Regions from separate parts of the Homo sapiens genome. Here regions 1 and 3 are each linked to region 2. The links are chromatin contacts, found by Hi-C in ENCODE. All regions are on one chromosome and are shown on one strand. Each heading gives the region's core, a stretch centred on a gene start or an enhancer-like site at or near the end of the contact. The rest is flanking DNA. Distances are from core to core; before and after follow the strand shown. Region 1 has its middle 200 kb from the start of CDKN2B. Region 2 has its middle 7.0 kb from the start of IFNA6. Region 3 has its middle 210 kb from the start of DMRTA1.

Region 1 (2,940 bases), core at 336-2,835, 850 kb after region 2:
CAGAAGCAAACTCATGGTGGTAAGAGGATGCAGGAGTCTGTGGTGGCTGTGGTCTTAGGAATATTTCAGGGTATCAAGGAAGTAAGCTAATGAATAATTTCTGAAAGGGCTTTGAATACTTGGCTGGCAATGGCAAGTTACATATGACCAACCTAATTATCACTTTGCTTCTCATCCAATAATGAGTCAGTGTCTGTCTGGTGAGGTTCTGACACACCCAAAGTGCTCTGCCAGCAGATATATGAAACTCTGAAGAATAGTCTTCATATGATCTTTGGTTGTGATATGATTAGGAGGGAGTAGTCTGAATTGTGGGGCTCCCTGAAGTCTTCAAGCAGGGTTCTGGTCCGCAAGTTCTCTCCTGGAAGGTGGGAGGGGTCCTGAGGGGTCATGATCTATTCAAGCCCCCATCCAACCCCCACATCACTAAACATTCCCATTTGTGTCTTCTGGTGCTTCATGTTACATATGAAGTACAAAGACCATTGAATACTTTCACTTTCATTTTGGAAATCCTATCTATTGAGGGTAGGAAATGTGGTTTCTAGGGTTTGTTGACCATTTGGTTACAATTTGGGATTGCAACTGACTTGCAGGATTTCAGACAATGCAAAGGCAAAGTCTAGTCTATTCCTGGAAGAAAAATCATGGGATGGGGAGACCTTTTTTATCTATGCCACTTTTTAACCTTTTTTTGGAGGTACTGGCAGTTATAGCCACATAATTCTATTAGGCCATCGATGGCTGGGTCTAGATCTGTGACTTTCAAATTAGGTCTTAATAGGGTTGGAATAGGGTTATAGTGGTGTCCATTGTAAATTGGTTCCTAAAATTTTATTTATGTCCCATCTACTCCTTTAACAAATATGCCTTAAGCACTTACTATGTGAGGGACTCTGTGTTAATTCTTGTCAAGAGATATAAAAATGTATAGTCTTGGCCGGCGCGGTGGCTCACGCCTGTAATCCCAGCACTTTGGTAGGCCAAGGTGGGTGGGTCACGAGGTCAGGAGATCAAAACCATCCTGGCTAACACGGTGAAACCCCGTCTCTACTAAAAATACAAAAAATTAGCCGGGCATGGTGGTGGGCACCTGTAGTCCCAGCTACTCGGGAGGCTGAGGCAGGAGAATGGTGTGAACCCGGGAGGCGGAGCTTGTAGTGAGCCTAGACTGTGCCACTACACTCCAGCCTGGGCGACAAAATGAGACTCCATCTCAAAAAAAGAAAAAAAAAAGTGTAGTCTTGCATGCCTCTTTATCACCTGTCAAGGGTGATAAGTTTAAAACAATTTTTTTCCTCTGGGATTTGAAGATTTTCTCCTGTTTCTTTTCTTCACTATTTCTTAAGATGAGAGTCTCTATGTCCTGTGAATATGTAATAAGCAAAGAACAAAAGTAGTTTTCTGACCTTTAACTGTTTCAGAATAGTTTTGAATATATTAGTTAAAATAGCATAATATTATGTCTTCAACATGAATACAATATCTTAAATTTCATGAAACATGGCACACACTTGTTCTGTGTAGTAACTGTAATAAGGCAGACATCGTTAAATGCCCTATTTTGTAGATGGTGACTCAGAGGTCAAGTAATTTCATTATGACTGGCCAAGTGGCAGAACCTGAACTGGAAAGGGGAGTGTGGTGCCCTTTCCATTGCTTTACATTTCCTTGTAAATGTCAAGAGCAGCTGAATGTTAGTATTCTTTTCAAACTGCAAAGTGACTTTTCAGCAATTGGGGTTGTTGTTTGAAATGTTTTTGAATGGCTTGTCTTCTATCTTTCCCTCATAGGAAAAGAAAAATACGACACATAGCCATGATTGAAGACGTGTACCTTCATCTGAGAAGACATCTGCAAATATTCTGGTCACTATTAAACTATATCCAATTTTTAAGTTGTTTATTTTTAAGTGAGGGCTGTTTTTATAGATAAAGTTTAAAAAGTCTGGCATTGTTGACATATATTTTACATTAACCTTTGCTTTTGGAAGAACCAGATATTCCCAATGTTAGTGTAATCGATCGTATTTTTTTGATTGTTATGTGGCAGTTGCATGTATTACGTTTTTAAGTTGTCATAATAACCTGGTGAGAGAAGTACTATTATTATTTGACTTTTGTAGATGAGAAAATTGAGAGACAGAAAAGTTAAGTGACTTGCCCAAGTTTATACAGCTAGCAAGTAGAAAAACTGAGATTTAAACTCGGGATGGACTTGTTCCAGAGCCCATGTTTTTAACCACAGCATTATACTGACCCGTCTTGGCACTGCACTGATGAGGTGTGTGATCTTTCTTAGGTCACCTAATGGTTTTGGTTTTCAGATTCATTTATGAGAAGGAGAATGCATGGGATAATTTATTTTCTGAGCAGTATTCCTTGTATGCTTACATGCCTTTATTTAGTCCTCACAAGAACCCTAGACATAGATAGAATTATTATCATCCTTATGTTACATATGGGAAAATTAGAACTTAGAGAGTTCAAGTAACTGCTAAAGGTGACATAATCGGTGTAAGAACTGGGAATCACCGCCAAGATTTCAATCACTATGCTTTACTGTCTTTCCTTTTTAGGGGCTTATGCTGCCGTCAAATTCTTTACATTGAATCCTGGCTTTTTATTTTAGAGTCATAATGGCAATATGTTTGTTTCATAAAACCTTTCATTTAGAATTCATCCAAGAAGTGACTTAGTCTACTTATGGCTGCAAATACTGGGGAGCCATTAGCACAGTGACAGCAATCTTAACAATGAAACATTGTGCTATTAATATTATATTATTATTTTTTTGAGGAGTCACATGTGTAGCAAACAGGATGTAACCGGACATGTCAGGCAAGCTGTTGCTAACCCTGAAGACTACAAGGGATTAAATTCTCATTATTCCTCAGAGTTAGTCCCCAAATATCTGTGTATGTTCAGTTTCTTCAGTTTG
Region 2 (2,882 bases), core at 81-2,580:
CTTCTTCTAGGATATATTCATTCAGGTTCATGTGGTTGTGCTTCCCTGGGCACTCAAGATTCGATTAATATGGTCAAGGCCCTTTCTTTCATTAATTTATTTTATTTTTGGAGACAGAGTCTTGCTCTGTCACCCAGGCTGGAGTGCAGTGGCACAATCTCGGCTCACTGTAACCTCTACCTCTCGGGTTCAAGCTATTCTCATGCCTCAGCCTTCCAAGTGCTGGGATTACAGACATGCCCCACCACACCTGGCTAATTTTGTGTGTGTGTGTGTGTGTGTTTGTGTGTGTGTGTTTGTGTGTGTGTGTGTGTGTGTGTGTGTGTGTTTTAATAGAGACGGGGTTTCACCATGTTGGCCAAGCTGGTCTGGAACTCTTGAGCTCAAGTGATCCGCCCGCCTAGCCTCCCAAAGTGCTGGGATTACAGGTGTGAGCTACCCGACCCAGTCCATTATTTTGTTACTGGAGAAATATAGCACTTCTCAGGCTTTACCAATACCCCTAAGAGGAATTTCATTATTTTTTTTCAGGTGCATGTGGGTGTGGAAATTTTAATATCAAAATAATGTTATTTCCTTAGTATCACATCACTCACAAGGTATTTATCACATCAAGTTATTCCGTAAGTGTAGGCTCATCAAATCCTGATGATTTTGGAACTCTTTTCCCAAGGAGGGCCTTGCTTCTTTGTTGCCAAAATAATAAATGCCCCTGACCCTTGCTCTTGCCCCTAGAGTTTTGTGTGAAGGAGTATTTGCTCCCAGTGGTGACCCCCTCATCTCCTGACCCAGATCCTAGGTACCAAAAGTCTCAACACCCCTAGAAGGCTGATTGCAAAGGTTTGTTTTGTCTAAGTAGGTAAAGGAATTATCCTATTGTGATTATTTTATCTTTAGTAGTTAAATAATTTTAACTTTGCCAAGTACAGCTTTTATTCTTCAACTGTTTTGCTATCTTCAACTCTTTTAAACTATGGAACAGTTTTATGCTTGAAATTTCTGAGCTAGGCACAAAAGACTCAAAGGTAATGTTTCTCTTCAGAGGCTCATATTACAGAAAATGGTGACCCTCAGTTGTTCACCAGTTCAGCGTGATCTGTTAAAGTTCTTTGCTCCTCTGTCTATGTGAAACTTTGATCGTGCAGGGCAGTGAGCTCCCATGCTATCATGTTAAACAGTCATAGCCATCTTTCCTTTACTGATTGATTTGTGATTCTTCATTTTAAATTTAAACCTCAACAACAAATGAATTTTTAGAACGCCTTTTTAACGTAGTGGTTTACTGGGCAAAGTTTGTCTTGCTGCTACCACATTACATTCTAATTCACTATGAAGTCACACAAACAAAGGGAAATAAAAGAAAGGCAAAAGAGCCGCAGTGGTTTTCTTTATAATTTCCAGATTTTGTGGTTTTCTTGTCTCTTGTTTCAACTTTTCTAGAAAGTAGTACTTGACAGTTGTTTGTAGGCAGAAAGAAAACAGAAGCCATTCTGACTGTCATGAAAGTGAAAGAAGGGAAGTGACTTTCCCCTGACTAATTGCAAAGTGTAAGTTAGCAAAATTCAATGCAGCAAAAATTGAGGACTAGAGCCTCTGGCAGAGTGAAAACATAACGCCAATGTTGAGGTGCACAAAGGCAGAAAAATGGCTGCATCTGCCAGAGGTTCTAAGAAAAGCAATTCCTGGGTCAATGGACTGAATTCAGCTTTCCAAGACCAGCTACTTGACTTTCTTTCATATAATTCACATGTGATCAGCTCTAGACAGAAGGGAGAAGTCACACCAATCAATTCCCAAAAGCCTGTAAGCAGGCTGCAGTCGCTAGACAACCAACAAAGTTGTCTGGCAGGATAATGCATATTAGCCTTGCCTAAAGACTCCACCTAGTTAATAAATTTACTCAGGCAATGAAAACATAGCCTTGAGAAACCAGGAATTAATGGAAGAGAATTGGATGATCCCAAAAGATTCTATTTTAATCTGGATGATAATATCAAAAATGATAACACCAACATTTATTGCAGGCCTAATAGGGACCATCCACTGTTTTAAGATTTTCCTTTTTGAGACTGGGTGTCACTCTGTCACCCAGGCTGGAGTGCAGTGGTGTGATCCCTGCTTACTGCAGCTTGACCTCCTGGGCTCAAGCAATACTTCTACCTCAGCCTCCTGAGTAACTGGGACCACAAGCAGGCATGACCACATATGGCTAATTTTTTGTAGAGACCAGGTTTCACCATGTTGTCTAGACTGGTCTTGACCTCCTGGGCTCAAGCAATCCTCCTGCCTCAGCCTCCTAATATGCTGGGATTACAGGCATCAGCCACTGTGCCAGGCTGTTTTATGATGTTTTGAAAATACTATCTCTGTCCTCTCAATAACACTATTTGGATTATACTCTTTTATAAAACTATTGGGAGAGAAATATAAATCTGCAGGGATGAACTATTCTGACCACACCAATAATGCAAGGTCGAAACCTTAGGGAGAATCATTATAATGGCTTGACTGGAAGGACCCATTAAAGGAAGGGGGGATAGATATGAATTTATCAACCAAGGAGAGACCAGGGCATAAAATCAATACAGCAGAGAGGGTGAGATGACAAAGGATTCTGAGATTCATTTTGAATGCCAAACATTTGCTCGTGCTGTATAGAGCAACAGGGGGTGTGGTGTAAGTGAATTGAATTAACTGCCTTTAAGTTCTAAGGAAAAGTAGACTAAATATATTCCTTTTTTTTTTTTTTCCTTTTTTGAGACAGAGTCTCACTCTGTCGCTCAGGCAATGGCGACATCTTGGCTCACTGCAACCTCCACAGCCTGGGTTCAAGCGATTCTCATACCTCAGCCTCCTAAGTAGCTGGGATCACAGGCACCTGC
Region 3 (2,908 bases), core at 289-2,788, 880 kb after region 2:
GTGACTTGCACTCAGAGAGTTTGGTTAGAAAGTCACTTTGGTCTTGAGGGAGATAAACAACACATCCCCAAAGGGCAACCTGGAGTTGCCCTTTGATGTGATAGTTGCCCTTTGATGTGATAGTTAACCACATCAGTTAGTGAAGTGAGTGAGGGGAGGGGTAGTTTGATGAGCTAGCTCCCGCAAGGAGACAAGGTATCCCCCCACATTAACCTCATGCTTTGTGTCCCAAATCAGGACAACTTTGACTCATTTCAGTCTTTATTCCTAGGCAGAAGCAAGTCTTAGTCCATGCCAGTTTATCCCTTGATCTGAAAATAGTCTCTGGCTGTCAGACACAACTATGTCTGAAATTAAGATTAAGCCCTATGAGTCTTCAGTGAACAAAATGGAAATAAATGCTGAAAATCCCCCTACCTATCTTGAAAGCATACCCTGGAGTGAGAGGTTGTTTTCTCAATTAAAATTTATCTTTTCAGGTGTTTTGTAGAAGTCTAAAGACTCAGTCAGTGGGCATGAGTCATCTGGCTGTGGTAAGATTAGAAATTCCTAACACATGATATAGGAGGCCAGTGCTCCAGGAGGCAGAGAAAATGAAGGAAAACAGCTTTCTACAGCTCTTACCCCCACAACCCCCATCTCTCTGTAACTTAATTTTTCTTCTCAAGTTTCGAACAAGTACAGATAGAACAACTTGTTTTCTAATCTTTTTCTCTTTTTCTCATTCCTCTTCTTTCTTTATTCTTCTTTTCCCCCCTCTTTTTGTTTCCTTTTCCTGACTCTTGAAAACCATGGCAAGTGCTTATTATTTCAGTTGAATATGTTAAAAATTGTTATCAAGAAGTTGATTTTTTGTGTATAAAAATGGTGAACTAAGATACTGTTAAAAGAGTGGAATAAATGAAGAGGAGAGACAGAAGAACCAAAGATGGGAAAAGGACTGGAAAAGAAAAAGAGACTAAAAGGAAGGTAAGGGGCGAGGAGGAAATGGGCCTCTGAGCCTGTAGAGACCAATGGGGACTACGGAAGTCTGAGTTTATTTAAAAGACTAACTGGGGAACATACTTTGCTAAGTTGTGCTTTTTCACTAGCTAATATCATAACTAAAAAACCAAAGGTATTGCAGCTTCTATTTCAGGAAATCGCAATCCAACTATTCAATTTTTTTTTCAGCTGTTTTGATGTTAAAAGATAGGCCAGAGCACAGGTTTTGTGCATTTGAAATTGCTAAGTAGCTGGCCCCACGGGTTATTCACTCACAGTGCTCTTCAGGTGACTGGTCAGTGTTGGTGAGGATAATGTTTCCATTGCTCCTTCAGTCTCTTTGGCCTGCTTTCCTGAAGGAGAGTAATACAAATCCTAATTAAAATGAAAATGAGAAGTTACTAAAATGCCCTTTCCTTTACAGAACTCTATTTCATTTACAGAGGTCGGATGTTCGTGTTTAACTACCAAATCCCTCTATCTCACTTAGAGCTCAGGAGTCAAATAATCTAGACAAATAAGTCAATGTAGTTCCTAAAAGTGCCGAAGTACTTTTCTGCCATAATTTTTTTTTTTTTTTTTTTTTTACTTTGAGGACATCTAGCGGCGGTTTAGTGGCTGTGTTCTTCAAAGGCAAACTGGAAGAAACTTCAGGACATAGTAGCAATGGCAGAACCTATTTTTCTGAACACCTTCACACTTACAGTGATTTATCTTAAGCCTGAAGACAAAACTGCTGTGGTCCTGGAGGATAAACAGGCTCATTCCAGAATCTGCAGCTAAATCCTCACTTCCTTCTTTCACTGTTATCAGACAAAATTCCCTTGGCCTAATTGTTTTATGGGTAGTTTTTAATGAGCTCGTTGTTTATTGACACAAATAGATCTCCTTTTAAAGACTACAGAATGGCCACAATCATGTCATTTCATCAACTAATTAACAGATATTGATAGCCTGCTTTGGGTGGATATTTTGAGGGTCATACTAAGATAAGACAAAGGTTTACGTGAAAGGGAACTTTTGACCTCTTTATTCTGTTTGGGCTTGAATTTTATTGGGTAGCATCTTCATCGGTGGAAAGAGGGCAGGTCTTTTTCAAATGCTGGTGGTGAAAGACTTCAGTTCTGTCCTCAGAGACGAGGGCCTAATAATCTGAGTTTTCCTTTCCTCATTTGTAAATGAAGGTGATTATACTTAGTTCATAAGGTGGTTGTGATGATGATATGAAACCTGAAGACAACTCACATAGTGTCTAGTATCTGGAAGACACTAAAAAATTTTTAAAACCCCTTGTCTACTCCCCTCACTTCACCCCATGCCTTCGACATGGCCCTTGCTGTAGTGGTCTTCTGGGCAAAAGTGTTCACTGCCTCACCCAGAGCCCTGCAAATGCCACTCTGATCCATCTTCATCTGAGTCTTTGGAGCAAACCACATCTCACAGCTTTGTAATTCTGATCTACTGACTTGCCCTGGATCTTTCATACAAACCTGTTCTATAAGATCAAGGTAAATCACACAAAATAACTTGTTAGGCAGAGTTTCTGATAGTTATGATAAGCAGCATCAAAACTGGCTATTTTAGCAGTAAATTCCCTGATAATCATGGGTTCAAGAAGTGACATGTTCAGCTTGTTGACATGGGAGCTGTTGATATCTATATTTTTCATTTAATGTAAATTTAGACAAGGTGATTTCTAAGATCCTCACTGCATGTAACAAAGTTCAAACATTTTAATTCAGTCTCAAAGAGCCACTCTAGTCTACTCACTTCTTTAGATTTATCTTAGGTCACTGTTGCCTTGCTCATTATATTCCTACCCATTCATTTAAAAAACTCTTTTTGAACTCACTGAGCTCTTTGCTACCTTTTGACACTAGACATAAGTTTTCTTCTTTTTGGACTCCATGTTTTATTCTTCATC

What was found. A loop is a pair of places that touch in the nucleus more often than their neighbours do. Pooled maps may share reads with other maps.
Region 1: a loop to region 2 is called in a pooled map, with 7 times the contacts of the local background. The contact joins two enhancer-like sites. A Hi-C loop is called at or near these places in 3 of 50 pooled maps.
Region 3: a loop to region 2 is called in a pooled map, with 6 times the contacts of the local background. The contact joins two enhancer-like sites. A Hi-C loop is called at or near these places in 3 of 50 pooled maps.

The regions. Positions count from the first base shown.
Region 1 is chr9:22,208,871-22,211,810 of GRCh38, forward strand. No RefSeq gene overlaps it. Among named protein-coding and RNA genes, the nearest start is that of CDKN2B, 200 kb to the left of the region's middle. Within about 2 kb of position 1,586, at least 5 of the 41 ENCODE cell types and tissues checked have a DNase peak (open chromatin) inside an H3K27ac peak, as active enhancers do.
Region 2 is chr9:21,356,446-21,359,327 of GRCh38, forward strand. No RefSeq gene overlaps it. Among named protein-coding and RNA genes, the nearest start is that of IFNA6, 7.0 kb to the left of the region's middle. RefSeq lists an enhancer at 1,240-1,339. Within about 2 kb of position 1,331, at least 3 of the 41 ENCODE cell types and tissues checked have a DNase peak (open chromatin) inside an H3K27ac peak, as active enhancers do.
Region 3 is chr9:22,237,578-22,240,485 of GRCh38, forward strand. No RefSeq gene overlaps it. Among named protein-coding and RNA genes, the nearest start is that of DMRTA1, 210 kb to the right of the region's middle. Within about 2 kb of position 1,539, at least 6 of the 41 ENCODE cell types and tissues checked have a DNase peak (open chromatin) inside an H3K27ac peak, as active enhancers do.